Linked DNA regions of Mus musculus: region 1 is linked to region 2. Evidence: chromatin loops called from intact Hi-C (ENCODE). Cell type or tissue: left cerebral cortex. All regions are shown on one strand. Links, peaks and the distances in the headings refer to the core of each region. The heading gives the core; the rest is flanking DNA.

Region 1 (6,804 bases), core at 1,536-5,535, 65 kb before region 2:
TACTGAACAAAACTGAACAGAGTCAAGAGCAAGGTTGACCAAGACTAAAGACCTTGAAACAAAGTTAGTAGATGAGGCCTCAGGGGCAGAGGTGAGGTCATAAGAAGAGTGGCCCTACTGATGATGAATCCCAGGAACAGGAGCAGAGAAGGAAAATTATGGAATAAGGCAAAAGAGCTGTATGTGGTCCCACACAGTGGGTTAGCAGAATCCAGGTATTCACCAAGGAGACTCAGTCCTTGGAGCCCAGCTCAAATAGGAGGAAGTGGATAAGGATGAAGCACTTGGACAATTGATAAAATTTTCACTCTCAGGTAACTCAAGAATCCCATATGGTGTTAAACCTTAAATAGGGCTGACTATAGCTCAAGCAGTGTTCAAAGCAGTTGACCCCAAATTAACTCACTTAGCTCCTACAAAAACCTTATAATATTTGGTGAGGAAACAAAACTATACAATTTTGTTATATGTAGAAATTATATAAAATTATATAAGATATATAAGAATTATATAAAAAGCCTTGAACATGTGGCTTGGCTCCTACAAAACCTGCTTTGACATACTGCTTCTAAGTCATTGTGTGTGCTCTCTCACTTTTCAGATCTTTTAACAAGTCCTGCTCTTCTTCATGAAAATGTCTATCATGTTCCCATCGTTCCAGTATTAAAAATCAATTTGAAGCACATTGCCATTTGTTATCTTAGCATTACTGCTCATTATTGTGTCAGCAAGTTAAATAAGCATGCTTTGATTATTCTAAATGAAACCTCCAAGATTACTAGAATTTACTGGCTGTAATCACATACTACCCAGGAAGGCTCTGTCCAACAAATCTGAAATGAGCAAAGCTATTTCCCCATTGTTCCTTTATTCAGGTCCTGTATTTTCTCAAACTCCTGGCTTTCCCCAAACTATTATAGAACCAACTTCTTTTTTGTTGTTGGACCCTTTTTTTTAAAAAAGTTGTTTTGGGATTTTGGTTTTCTTTTGTTTTGAGATGAAGTCTTGCTCTGTAGCCCAGACTGGTTTGAGACTCATTGTTTAACCCAAGCTTATCTGGAGCTCAGCTTGTAGCCTAAGATGGTCTGGAACTCACTATATAATAAAATTCCTGAAATTTGTGGTGATTCTCCTGCCTCAGCCTCCTGGGTGTTGTTGGGTATATAGATATGAGACACCACCACACTTGGCTAAACTAATTTGTTTTTCTTGTAAAGTGCTGGAGATTGAACTAGGCAAGCACTCCTCCACTGAGCTCCACCCCCCAGTCCTTTTTCTTTTACCATCGTTTAGATAATACATTATTTGCTTCTGATGGGAAGCCATTCTTTCTTCAGCACTTAATCTAAGGGAAGTAATTGAAAAATATCTTACATTTATATGACCTTAGTATTTATATTAACTTAGTTATTTACAGTTTAATATTTTTTTAAAATCCCAGAAATAGCCAGCCATGGTTTCACCTTTAATCCCAGCACTCAAGAGGCAGGTGGGTCTCTGAGTTCAAGGCCAGCCTGGTCTACAGATCAAGTTTCAGGACAACCAAGGCTACACAGACGAACCCTTTCTTTGGGGGGGGGGGGGGAGGAAGGAAGGAAGGAAGAAGAAAAGAGGAAGAAAAGAAAAAAGTCCTCAACAACCAGCAACCTTCTGATCTGATCTGACATACTTCATATCCAGAATCGCACAGCTCTAAGTGGCGGGCGGGCGGGCGGGCGGGCGGGGCAGACCTGGAGGAAGCCAGCTGAACTTACAGCTATCTCATAAGCACAGTCATTTATATACACAACATGCATAAGGGACAGAAGTTATTACATACTATGAAATGTCATATGTGATTGCACTTGCAGGTCACTTGTCCATTCAGAAAAGGACTCACTCATGAAAAGAAACATGGATTATCCTTGACAAAGAGAAAACAGACTGAAGTTCATGTCAGAAAATAAATGTGAAAGAGTTTCATAAACCAATCCAATAAAAAGCTAACATCACAATTTTTTTTACTCTTTTACCCAAGAATTAAAATTACATTTATTTGTTTCTTTGTTTGTTTGAGATTTTTTGAGACAGGTTTTCTATATAACTCTGACTGTCCTGGAACCCACGATGTAGATCAGGCTGGTCTCAAACTCAGACATACACCTGCCTCTGCCTCGAGAGTGTAAGCATTAAAGGCATAGAGTCAAAAGCTCTAAGTTATGGCTCCAACTCCAGTTTACAAACTGTGTGAGTCAGAAGATAGTACTTAATTCCTTTGATCTTTAGTTTTCTCTTTGGCAATATGGGGGACAACAAATACCCTCAAAGGATTATTTATGGTAGGTAAGAAATACATGAACACAAACGCAAAGCATGAGTTGGGGGACAGTGTAGTCACCATTAGTCATAAAATGTAATTCTGAAATTCCTTTGGGTCATCATGTACTAAATGCCAAATTTCTTTTAAGAATTCTTCCTATATGAATACCAATAATCTCTTAAATTGCTTGTAGACTAGGGAATAAATAAACCTTCTAGCCCTATTTGCTTTCAAGTATTTTGCTTTTAGCTGACTTTGGAAGGTCATGTAACTAAGCACTATGATATGAGTATCCCACCAGCTTTTCATTAGATGCCCTCAATGAGAATGGGTGCTACCTAGGTTACTTTTCAGGGACTTTAACACTACTTTTGTTTAATTCAGTAAATTTGTTTGTTTTTGTTTTTCAAGGCAGGATTTCTCTGTGTTGTATCCCTGGATGTCCTAGAACTCTCTCTATAGACCTCAAACTCAGAGATCCACCTGTTTGTGCCTCCCAAGTGCTGGGGTTAAGGTGTATACCATCACTACCTGGTGAGTTCAGAAAGTCTTTACTGCACAAATGTCCAGTGGTTGGCCTTTTGGGGTTAGGAGACCAAAACTTTACCTTCAAATCATATGAACACTGTAATTTTCTGAATATATGCCATAAAGTTTAATTACACGTGGTTACTTTGCCTCCAATCAACTCTTTCCATGCCTTAAATTACCCCCTTTAGCCCACAAATATCGCCAAACCCTATCCTGAATTATGTAGTTTTGAGACTTGGGTCTGTCTTCTTATCCTTATAATCTTTTTTTTAAAAGATTTATTTATTTGTTATATGTAAGTACACTATAGCTGTCTTCAGACACTCCAGAAGAAGGCATCAGATCTCATTGCAGGTGGTTGTGAGCCACCATGTGGTTGCTGGGATTTGAACTCAGGACCTTTGTAAGAGCAGTCAGTGCTCTTACCCACTGAGCCATCTCTCCAGTTCCTATCCTTAACATCTTAATATAATTCTTAACTCTTGAAAAAGCCCTCATTATTTCAGTTATTTCCATACAGATCTGGTTCAGTAAGATATAGTCATAAAGAACCTGGATTCTAGCCAGCATGGTGGCACACACCTTTAATCCCAGCACTTGAGAAGCAGGGGCAGGCCCTGTCCTGAAAAACCAAAAAAAAAAAAAAAAAGAAGAACCTGGATTCTGTGTTAATTTCTAGGGATAAGAACTACCACAGGAAAAGAAGAAATAAAACATCTCCTCAAGCTGGACAGTGGTGGCGCACGCCTTTAATCCCAGCACTCGGGAGGCAGAGGCAGGCGGCTTTCTGAGTTTGAGGCCAGCCTGGTCTACAGAGTGAGCTCCAGGACAGCCAGAGCTATACAGGGAAACCCTGTCTCGAAAAAACAAAAAACAAAAACAACAACAACAACAACAACAAAACCAAACACATTTCCTCTGTCTTAGTTAGGGTTTTACTGCTGTGAACAGACACCATGACCAAGACAACTCTTATAAGGACAACATTTAATTGGGGCTGGCTTACAGGTTCAGAGGTTCAGTCCATTATCATCAAGGTGGAACATGTTGGGATTCTGGCTGGCATCGTGCAGGAGGAGCTGAAAGTTCTACATCTTCATCTGAAAGCTTCTAGCAGAATACTGACTTCCAGGCAGCTAGGGTGAAGGTCTTAAGCCCACACCCACAGTGACACACATACTCCAACACCTCCTAATAGTGTCACTCCCTGGGCCAAGCATATACAAACCATCACTTCTGTTTTGTTTATCTGTGAATGTGAAGTTGGAAAATTGTGTCTGGAAACCAAAGCCATTTACCAGCAGCTATATCTTCTCTGAAGTGGTTCACCTGCAGAGGATCCCTAAAAGACACAAACATGATGACTCATCATGAGCCAGAATTAGAGCACCAATGCTGAGGGTCACCTCAGCACAGTATACCATATGGCATACACCGCCTGCCTATTGGTAAGAATCACCATTCCATCTACCCCTCTCATGATTCGCCTGTATTCATTTAGCTTCCTAAGGGCAGATGTGTGTCTCAGATGTTTGAGAGCACATTTTACCATGAAACATACTGATCATCCTTATCCAAGGTGAACACACCACTGGTCACCTTCTCCAGTAAAACCAAACTGCTGAAGGCCTGTTAAAAGAACTGAGAGAGCCACCAGCAGCAGGAGTTGCATTGTTGAGCCTCCATTTCATTACAAAGAGATTCAGTTACCAGAGCTAAGAGAGTGTGTATGTGTTGTGGTTTGAATATTTTTTGTTCAGGGAATGGCATTATTTGGAGGTGTATCCTTGGAGTAGGTGTGTCACTGTGGGTGTGGGCTTTAAGACCCTCTTCCTAGCTGCCTGGAAGCTAGTCTTTTCCTGTTTGCCTTTGGATGAAGATGTAAAACACTCAACTCCTGCTGCGCCATGCCTGCCTGGACACTGCCTTGCTCCTGCCTTGATGATAATAGACTGAACCTCTGAACCTGTAAGCCAGCCCCAATTAAATGTTGTTTTTATAAGGATTGCCTTGGTCATGGTGTCTGTTCACAGCAGTAAAGTCCAAACAGTGCCTTAGTACAGAGGAGAGTCAGCTTTGGCTATAGTAAAAGGTCATTTTCAAGGGCATTCTGCCAAACTTCTGCCTGAAAAAGGTATCATGGTTTTAAAAGGGAGGAGGCTCATTTTTCAGGCCTCTATTTTGTAGACTTGTTCTCTGTTTTCTATCTGTAATTCTGATTGATGAAAAGTGCATCTTGGAATAGATGCTGTGCCAGGGAAATGTAAGCAAACTTCTTACCTAAAAGGCGCTTTTGTGGGGGGATTAGCCATAGGTAGCTGTCCTTTCAGAAGTATTAGGAGAAACTTAATGTGTGTGCATGTTATTTCCATGGATCTCCTTAGGAACTGTGCTTTGACAAGTTACTTGTTGTAAATCACATGCTGCTTTTTTGATGTCTAGAAACTCTCCTTATTTCTAAAAGCAATAGCCAGGTCTTCAAGGGCAGGGACTGTATCTTTTTCCATTTCTCAAAGCAAAGCTTCGCTGCTCTGAGAATGTTCAATGGCTGGAACTCTGTTGACTGAAAACTGGAGTAAGTTCCCAGTACACTTGAGGAGCAAACATTTGGGGTCTGTGGCCTCTTTATTCATCAGGATGCTTCACTGAATCACAAGGCTGTTGATTCCCCTGCTCATAGCTCTGAAATAGGTCAGATTTCCAAACTCTCTCACAGGAGAAAACCACACTGGCCTTCCAGCCGAATGACAACTGGGGCTTGCTCCAGCCCAGAAACATGTAAATCTTTGCTCCCTAGAAGTGAGGAAAGAGATGCAGGACCTCAGAGTCAGGGACTGCAGCTTGAATCCCAGTGGTCAGACACCCCTCCGATGAGGCAGTGCTCAGAATACTAATTCCTGATCCACAGTTTATGCTGAAGTAAAAATGCAGGAGCCCATGGAGCAGGCAGGATGACACCTCATTCGCCTACAGCTGTGCACATCTAACTTTCTACCACAAAACCATTTTCTGACTCTTGACCCATGGCCTCTTAGCATAAATTGATACCTCAAGTTGTCAACTAGGGCTGTAAGCTGAGTCTACACAATGTAGGTCTTTCAATGTCAAAATATTTAGTTATGAAGAGAACTCACTGAAAAAAAAAGAGTGGTTAGTCATAGTTTTTCTTTAATAATGGAAACAGATTGAAATTATACCCAAAGAATATTAGGCAATATATTTGCTTGTTTGTTTGTTTCGAGATAGTTTCTCTGTATAGCCCTGGCTGTCCTAGAACTTGGTCTGTAGCTCTTGTGTAGCCCAGGCTGGCCATGATTCTGAGATTTGTCTATCTATGCCTCCCATGTGCTGGGACTAAAGGCTACATTTGTTTTCTTTTCTTTACTTTATTCCTTTTATCTATCTATCTATCTATCTATCTATCTATCTATCTATCCATCTATCTATCTATCTATCCATCTATCTATCTATTTATCTATCTATTCATTTATTTTTGAGGCAGAGTCTCACTGTATAACCCTGATGACCTGGAACTGGCCATGTAGACCAGTCTGGCTTCTGACTCACAGGCGTGTTTCTGCTTCTACCTCGCAAGTGCTGGCATTAAAGACATATATCACCATATATGGCTTGATATTTTTAAACTAATACACTAGATTTGTGCAAGGTTTGTAAATTTTTTCTTAATTTAAACTACATTTATTTATATTGGGGGGGTTAGGCATATGGAAGTGAGAGGACAATTTACTGGTGTCCACCCACTATGTGGGTTCCTGAGCTCATACTCAAGTTCTCAGGCTCCATGGCAAGTGCCCTTACCCACTGCCTATCTCATCTCTTCCCAGGTCTGTAAGGTTGGTTGAAGTGTAGCTGCAGGATAGGTCAGAGTCCAACAAGGAAGCCACAGTAATTCCATTATTCATGGAGAGTATTGATGGCTGATATTAAAGTCACCCCTCATCCAAGAGTGTCAT
Region 2 (8,463 bases), core at 2,339-6,338:
CTTCCCAGGAGCTCGAGCACTGGCACGGAGCTGTCACTCCAGTTGCCTTTAACAACTGACTATTCCTGCGTTTTGAACAATGACTCCATCATCTACCATTTGCCACATTTTAAATATTTCTATGTACAAAGAACTTGAAACAAAATAAAAATATCGACTCCAACAGGAAAATAGGCAAAACAGACGAGTAGGCAGTGAGATGCTTTTCCTTTCCTTTTGTTTTTGGTTTTTTGAGACAGAGTTTCTCTGGGTAGCCCTGGCTGGCCTGGAACTCACTCTGTAGACCAGGCTGGCCTCGAACTCAGAAATCTGCCTGCCTCTGCCTCCCAAGTGCCAGGATTAAAGGCGTGTGCCACCACACCCGGCTCGCTTTTCCTTTTCAGTTCATGGAAACAAAGCAGCACGATCGCACTGTGCTTGGGGTTGAAGGTGGGAGCTTCAAGGAAACAGCTACTTTCAAGATTGGTGAGCTCTTAATTAGTGCAACTTTGCTAAAGTATGCCAGTGGAGACACACCAATCGCATTGGCTGCATAACTTATAACCTAGTAATTTGACTCCCAGGAATGTTTCTTGTAAAAGTAATTATGAGTGTGCACAAAGGTGTATTTACAAGGACACTCATCAAAGCATCAATTTCAATGGTTAAAATGGTTGGGGAAAAAAAATGCTAGCATCTGATAAGAATTGTTTACTGAAGTATAGTTCATGCAGACCCTTGCCCACTCAGTATATTTAGGGATACAAAATGGTGAGTTTCACATAAAGAAGGGAAAAGCTACTCTACAAAACCTTATTCATGCATCATAATACCTCTTTATGATCACATATGGAGTATTAGAAGTGCATATACAGACAAGCTGTTATTTCCTGGTGGTGGGAATATGGGAAGTGTTTATTTTTTACTTTGGCCTTGTCTACAGCTTCCATCTTAGTGGCCAAAGACCATGGATGCATGACTTCTATATGCAGAGAAATTAGGTACTGAGCCAAGTATGGTGGTGTGAGCTTGTAATCCTGGCATTTGAGAGGCTAAAACAGGAGGATTATGAGTTCGAGGCCAGCCTGGGCAACATAGAGAAACACTGGAGAGTGGATAAGGGAAAGTAATGGGAGCAGAAAGAGGATAAAGGGGGCAGGGAGTAGACAAGAAACAAAGGGAAAGGAGAAGGAGAATCCAAATCAGGTACAGTCTCAGTATTCAGAAAACTTAGGCAGGAGGATAGCACCTTGGAGGCTGGCTTGAGCTGTATAGTAAAACCTTGCAGAGAGGCAGAGCGGCATGCCTGGAGAAGCACTAGTCAGAATGTTGATGTCAGAACCCAAGAGGATCTGAACAGAAGAGTGGAGTGTGTAAGACTGGAAAATGAACTGGAGAAGGACCACACACTGTCTCAGACTCCCTGAGAGGACCGACAACCGTTCTCCCTTTGTCAGAAATACTTATGATAGGGGAAGAGTTGCTAAGGTTTAGGATTTTAGGCTTTAGTTCAATTCTAACTTGGAGTTATCCTCATCAAGAAACAACAGAGGATAAGGCAACACAACCTAGGCAGTGTCTCAGGCTTTACTCTAGACCAAAACCGTAAAGGCAGGAGCCAGAAAACATTAGCTCTTCTGTGTGTGTGCCTCGCAGCTGCGTTCTAGGACCTTCCTTGTTTCCCTCCCAAATAACAGTCACCTAGAAAGTTTTCTTCTCCTTTTCCTTGCCTTCAAGACCATCCTCCACCCTGGCCTCAGAGGAGACCTTCCTATTGGCTAGTGGGCCTGTGAGCTTAGCCAAAGAGGATGGCAGCCTGGAGTCTTGTGCCTCACAGACCCAAGGAAGGAACATTCTGGTTGGAACCTGCTGAGTTTAGACTGAACAAAATTATAAGGTAGAGACTTGGGCAGTCTTTACCTGCCCATATAAAGACTCTGCTGCTTGAGCCTCCTGGATGTAGGTGTAGCCTTGGGCACACAGATGGGAGCCGATAAGTACTCTGCTAACATAACTATGTAGTTTGTAGTTTGTGGTACACGGCAAACTCCAAGCTGCCATTATACCTAGCTGGAGGGTTTGGTACCTGTATAATTTGATTTAATCCATCAGAGTTCATGGGGTCATTAACAGTTGGGGAGTAGAAAGGCTGTCTGAGTCAGCTCCTGGAACAGCTCTACAAAGAAGGTGCCAGTTTGGTGGATAGACCAGAAACCTGGCTCAGAGCCTCCTCTCCTGCAGAGTAGTGTGTACTTTCTCCTTTCCTCCAAGTGCTGCTTGGCAGGCACCAGTGTATACAAAGTGAGGGATGGATATTTGAAGGACAACATGGGGAGAGAATTCTCAGGCAGTCGGCAGCTAGTGGGATTAAGATAGAGAAACAGAGGTCCAAGCTTAAAAGTAGCTGCATGCATTTTCATTTTGCTAGGGGTTTCAAAGGAACACACACTTTCCTCTCTCTCTTTCAGTCTCTCTCTCTCTCTCTCTCACAGGAATATACATGTATATATATATATATATATATATACATGCACATACATATACATATACATTTAAGTGAATATATGTATATACATTATATATATGTATATGTATATGTATATATGCATCACTGAATTTTCTGCAGTTTCAAGTTATTCCAACTGTCAAAATAATATTTTCTTTGTCTATTACAACTTAAAGAAGAAGTCATAAGTTAGGCAAATTTTGAAGTCAAGCAGCCTAGAAATGTTCTTTAGGAGCCATGAAGTTAGAAGATATAAACTACCCATCCCAGGCAACAGATAAAAGATTTATGTTTCTTGGGCAGCAAAAATATAAAAATAGAAATAAAAATAAAATGTACTTTTGAAAGGGCAATGGCTTAACTGGGGAGATAGGTTAGTTTGTAAAGTGCTTGCTCTGTAAAACATGAGGGCTTTAGTTTGACCCCCAGAACTTGGGTTTTAAAATCTGGACATGGTGGCAGTTCCTTGTATCCCAGTGCTGGAAAGGTGGAGGCAGGTGAGCTTCTAGGGCTTGCTAGCCAGCCCTTCTGCCCTATGTGCTGAGCTCTAAGCCAGTGAGACCCACGGAGGAGCGACAATGAGGTTGCTCCATGTCTTTCTACTTCCATGGGCATGCATATACAAATTACAACACCTGGCAACTAGAAACTGTCTATCTCTTCCACTCTGGCATCTCCTTCTGTCAAATTCAACACTTTCTTGAGTCTCTCTGATTACACTATTGTTTTTAACATTGTTTAAAGCTCTTGTCTCTTTTCTAAGTTAGCACCACTATATCTGGGGTTGATTTATCCTACTTTTCCCAGTGGTTCTGTTTCATGCTGTTATTTCTCCTTACTTAGACATCCTTAAAAATCTATTTGATTTTACACATGAGAAATGAGGCTCTCGGCTCCATGGCTGGTGTGAAGTTCCTGGACAGTTGTGTGGCTCTGTTACTGCAGTTCCATTTATTTTTCTTCGTTCTAGTCTGTTTTGAGAATTTCTTGCTGCTGGGTCCATACAGCAACTGAAGGCCACGATGAAACTATAAATAGATGAAGCAAGAACAAAGATAATGCTAGATCTTAGAGTATAAGGAGAGTGTCTCTGGCTCGTGCCTGAGTCAAAAGTCTGCTTCCCGTTTATATTCTTTCTTTTTGATGAAAATAACCATCTCCAGGTGGAATTCCACAGCCAGCAATTTACACCATGCTTCACTCTCATGAACTGCCGGCATGGTGAAGTATCTTTTGGGTTCCTTTCTGCTCTGGATAGAAAGCTGTATCAATAGCTAAGAGAAAGTAGAGGAGGGCTTACAATGGAGCTAAGTTTCGAGGCTTTAAATAGCAGTGGTGTTTGGTCTATAGCTGCAAAACTCTGTAAGCAAACACCACACATTTTCTCCAAGCAGTTTCCATTGACAGTAAAAATCTAAGTGCATCTGCTCCAGAAGAATATATGCAATGCTACTATTGTGCTATAATTAAATGAAATGTCCCCGAAGGAAGCGTAGCTGTCACAGAAATCCACGGTAGCAGTATTTCCACCAGCTGGTGAGTCACAACCCTCCAGGAATAAATGGCTCAAGGCAGAAGATTGCACGAGACAGCCCTGTATAGAAGTATTTTCAGTGGTGTTGAATGCAGCCTGTTATAAATGGAAGGACCTTGATTATGAATTGATGCTTTCTCCCTGAGTTCTCCGCTGTCAGTTTCTGTCTCTCAGGAGGGAGGTATTTCAGAGGCATCTGTTCAGACATGCTGCTCAGGGTCCTCATATTACAAAGAATTCCTCCTTTAAAGCTAATCCCTGTGTGGTGTTCAGAATAAGGTTACAAATGGTGTTTCCATTCCCAGCTGACTTACCGAATACAACTGAGGGTTAATCCTTTGGCTTTTAAAAGTATCTTTGGATGCATAATTCATATGTCAGGGTTTCTATTCCTGCGCAAATATCATGGCCAAGAAGCAAGTAGGGGAGGAAAACGTTTATTCAGCTTACACTTCCATACTGCTGTTCATCACCAAAGGAAGTCAGGACTGGAACTCAAGCAGGTCAGGAAGCAGGAGCTGATGCAGAGGCCATGGAGGGATGTTACTTACTGGCTTGTTTCCCCTAGCTTGCTCAGTTCGCTTTCTTATAGAACCCAAGACTACCAGCCCAGAGATGGCACCACCCAGAAGGGGACCTCTCCCACTTGATCACTAATTGAGAAAATGCCTTACAGCTGGATCTCATGGAGACACTTCCACAACTGAAGCTCCTTTCTTTGTGATAACTCCAGCTTGTGTCAAGTTGACACGCAAAACCAGCCAGTACAATTGACCCCTTGACTCCTGTTATCAACCATAGCAAGCAACCATCAATTATGATTGTTGAATTCAGTGATAAGGGTTTTGTTTGGGATGAATAAACAAACCTGCTTATTCTATTTTGTGGGTGACATGAGTCAGTTCCTTAATGCTAAAAAAACCTAGCAGTTCAGAATAGTGACTCCCAGTTTACAGGTGAGTAAATCAAGGTTCAGAAAGAATACGCAACTTAAAGTTCATGATCAAGGCAAGAACCAGAACAGGGCTCCCTCTTTCCCACTGTAGGCTTTCTTGCAGAATCATCTGCAGATATCACTAGCATTATCTGGAACCTAAAGACAAAAGTAACTGTGACTCAAAGAAGGATAAGAAGGACCTTGAGAAAGAACTTCCTCCCCCACCCCAACACTCTCAGTATGTGTAGTGTGTGTATGTGTGCCAGAGAACAGCTCTAAGTTGTATACACACACACACACACACACACACACACACACACACACACACTGTTATGTCTCAAGAGCTGTCAATCTTGTCTCTTTGAGACAGGGTCTCTCACTTGCCTGGAGCTCCTCTTAGCCTGTAAGCCTCTGGGATTAATTTCTGTTGTCCTATCTTCCCTATGAAATGACAGGTGCATGCTAGTTCACCCTGCTTTTAAAAAGTGGGTCCTAGGGATTGAGCTCCTGTCTTCATGCTTGCATGGCAAGCTCTTTATTGACTTAGTTATCTCCTGTCCTCCACATTCCCATTTTGTGAGCTGGACTTGGGCATTATGTTTTCATTTTCTATGCTCATCTCTGAGACTCTCTGGGCTGCTTTACAGGCAACCTGAAGCTTGGTCGAATTTTCTTCTCAGTAACTATTCTGCTTCCTTGGCAGCTGTTTTCTTACAGCTGTGACAGAGCTCACCCAGGGAGGCTCTCCTTTTCACGGCTTCCAATACACCTAGGGGAAAACTTTAGGTAGCATAAGGTGGGGAAGGTGGGAAAAGAAAAAGGCACCTCAAGATATCTAGGAACTGTTTCTCTTGAGACTACAGATCCTCTTGACATACCATATATTTTAGCCACAACAGCAAGAACCAAGGGGGCTAAGGTGTTTCTCTTCTTATAGTCATGAGCTGGGGCCTGCCTATGAACTGTCAGAAAAAAAGAATGAGGGTCTGTCTTTCTCTCTGAACACAACACCGGGATTCCTTAAAGGCAGTGCTGATTTCCAGCTAAGCCTACTGATATTTTTTTTTTTTTTTTTTTTTTTGTTGGTGGTGATAGAAACCCTACGGATGTAAAGTGAGTTGTTTGCTGTTTTCTGGCTATAGAGCTCAGTGTCTGCTTCACACTCGGCATCCTCTTTGGCCTTTTCAGAGTGTGACAGAGCTCTACTTTTCTTTATCATAATGTATGTTGCTCTGTCCAGTGCTCTGTATTTATCGGATGCTTCATGTTGTAGTGGAATCACTTGGTTTGTCCTACAGTAAGATTTGTCATAAAAGAAGAGTTTGAGGAATTCAAAGTTGGAATACAAAAGTTAACAAAGTAAAACTGCATGCTCATATAGGATGTATTAAAGAGCAAAAAATGTTCATCTGCCAAGGCATAGGACTGCTTGTATTGTGACTACTGCAAATGGGCTCTTTTGGTGAGGAAAGACATAGAGCTTAGTTCTGAACATAGCGTGGGCAGTGGAGACATATAGCCAAGGAGGTTTGTGGGGACCAGTGAGTGAAAAGTTCTAGGACTGGGGGCAAGGGAGTTCTAACTAAACTGACCTGACAGGATCTTGCTGAAGACAGATCAAGGGGAATAGATGTCACCTAAGGGTGGTAGAGGCTGCTGCTGCTGATCATACTATCGTAGATAAACAGAAGTTCAGAATGCTGAGCTATAGTCGCTAAACTGACTCAATAGCATGCTTTACTCAAAATGTGCTTCATGAAGAAATACACAGATAGACTTCATGGCTAATTCAGAAGGTCAACGGAAGTTTGGCCAAGCAGAGACCCGTGTCTGATATTTATGTATACAATTATTCAGGATTAATGGTCTATGCGTTAACCAATTATATAAGATGTTAGCAAATACTAGCCATAAGCCAGATTTCCGCTGAGTGTCATCAGGCAGCAGAGAGTTTCAGCACTAGAAGAACTCTTTGATGACTAGAGTCTGGGGCCAATGTCAGGAAAGGAGATTGGTTCATATTTTTTGATCTCCACAGTGCTCTTTCCACCTAGCCTGGCCCAGTTCTACTAACACAGGCCACCTTAGACCCTTGGATACTCTGATAAGAAGCAGGACATTTCTTGTATTGCACACTTGCTGAGGAGGACCACAGGGTAGCACTAAACATGCAGTATATTTTAACATCCAGACCAGCTTTGCAACCTCTTTGCCCACCTTCACCAGGCCTACCACACCAGGAACATACAGTCAGGAACTGTCTCCTGAGAGGCTTCATCCAGCAGCAGATGGAAACAGATGTAGAAACACACAGCCAAACATCAGGCAGAGCTTGGGGAGTCTTGTGGAAGAGTCGGGGATATAATTGAGCAAGTGGGGTGGGGGAGTCAAGAACAGCAGAACACCTACAGAGTCAACTAACCTGGGCTCATGGGGGCTCACAGAGACTGAACCACTAACTGGAGATCATGCAGGGGCTGGACATAGGCCCCCTACACATTTGCAGTCGATGTGTAGCTTGGTCTTTATGTGGGTCCCCTAACAATAGGAGCTGGGGCTGTCTCTGACTTTGTTGCCTGTCATTGGATTCCCTTCCCCTAACTGGACTGCCTATTTGGGCCTCAGTGGAAGAAGATGTGCTTAGTTCTGCTCGGACTAGATATTTCAGGGTGGGGTGGAACCTAAGAAGGGCTTCCACTTCTCCTCTGAGGATTTGTAAGGGTAGTACTGAAGGGGGCTGCGATCAGAATGTAAAATTAATTAATTAATTAATTAATTAAAAATATAACTTTGCTCTGATGTTATAAGTATTTTTTTCATCAACTTGGATGATTCCATTCAAAGTGATTTCCCTTACTGTATTATATATGCAAAAAACCCTCACAATGTTTAGGCATAAGGAGATAGTTCAATTGTTAATGTGGTTGTCTTGCAAACTGGAGTACCTATCTCACCAGAACCTATATTCTTAGCATTGTTGAAGCAGAGGCAGGCAGGTCTCTGGAGCTCACTGGCCAGACAGTCGTTCTTATTGCCAAATTTCAGGTTACTAAAGTAACCCTGTCTCAAAAGGAAAAGGTGGATGACACCCACAATGTGTTGCCTTACACACACACACACACACACACACACACACACACCACAAAATGAGACAGACAGACAGACAGACAGACAGAGACAGAGGGGGAAAGAGAGACAGAGATGGAGAGAGAGAGAGAGAGAGAGAGAGAAAGAGAGAGAGTATTAGTGAAAGAAGGGAGCCTTGAGGCTTTACCCTGAGACAGTTTTACTTGTATTCTTGTAATTTTCTAAATATGTTGACTAGTTTTGTGTCAACTTGACATAAACTAGAGTCATTTGAAGGGAAGGAGCATCAATTGAGAAAATGCCTCCCTTATATCTGGCTGTAGGAAGGCCTGTAGGGCATTTTCTTAATTGATGATTGATGGGGGAGAGCCCAGATCCTGGTGGATGATCCCATTTCTGGCCTTTGCATCAGCTTCTGTC

What was found. A loop is a pair of places that touch in the nucleus more often than their neighbours do. Peaks named below come from ENCODE experiments on the same cell type or tissue, not always from the same donor. Only the 100,000 strongest peaks of a DNase experiment are listed, where the experiment ranks them.
Region 1: it touches region 2 in a loop (6-fold over the local background); 5 of 42 quality-filtered maps call a loop at or near these places.

Annotation. Positions count from the first base shown.
Region 1 is chr13:8,997,946-9,004,749 of GRCm38, forward strand. Gm36264 (a long non-coding RNA gene) reads right to left here. Exons shown (of 5, transcript XR_873116.2): 5 at 4,007-4,172. Among named protein-coding and RNA genes, the nearest start is that of Gtpbp4, 5.3 kb to the left of the region's middle. In left cerebral cortex, for the core only: no CTCF peak of the experiment used is centred there; no DNase peak of the experiment used is centred there.
Region 2 is chr13:9,062,192-9,070,654 of GRCm38, forward strand. The region is part of intron 2 of Gm36264 (a long non-coding RNA gene); the gene reads right to left. Among named protein-coding and RNA genes, the nearest start is that of Gm36264, 10 kb to the right of the region's middle. In left cerebral cortex, for the core only: no CTCF peak of the experiment used is centred there; a DNase peak (open chromatin) is centred at 4,015; H3K4me3 peaks cover 208 bases.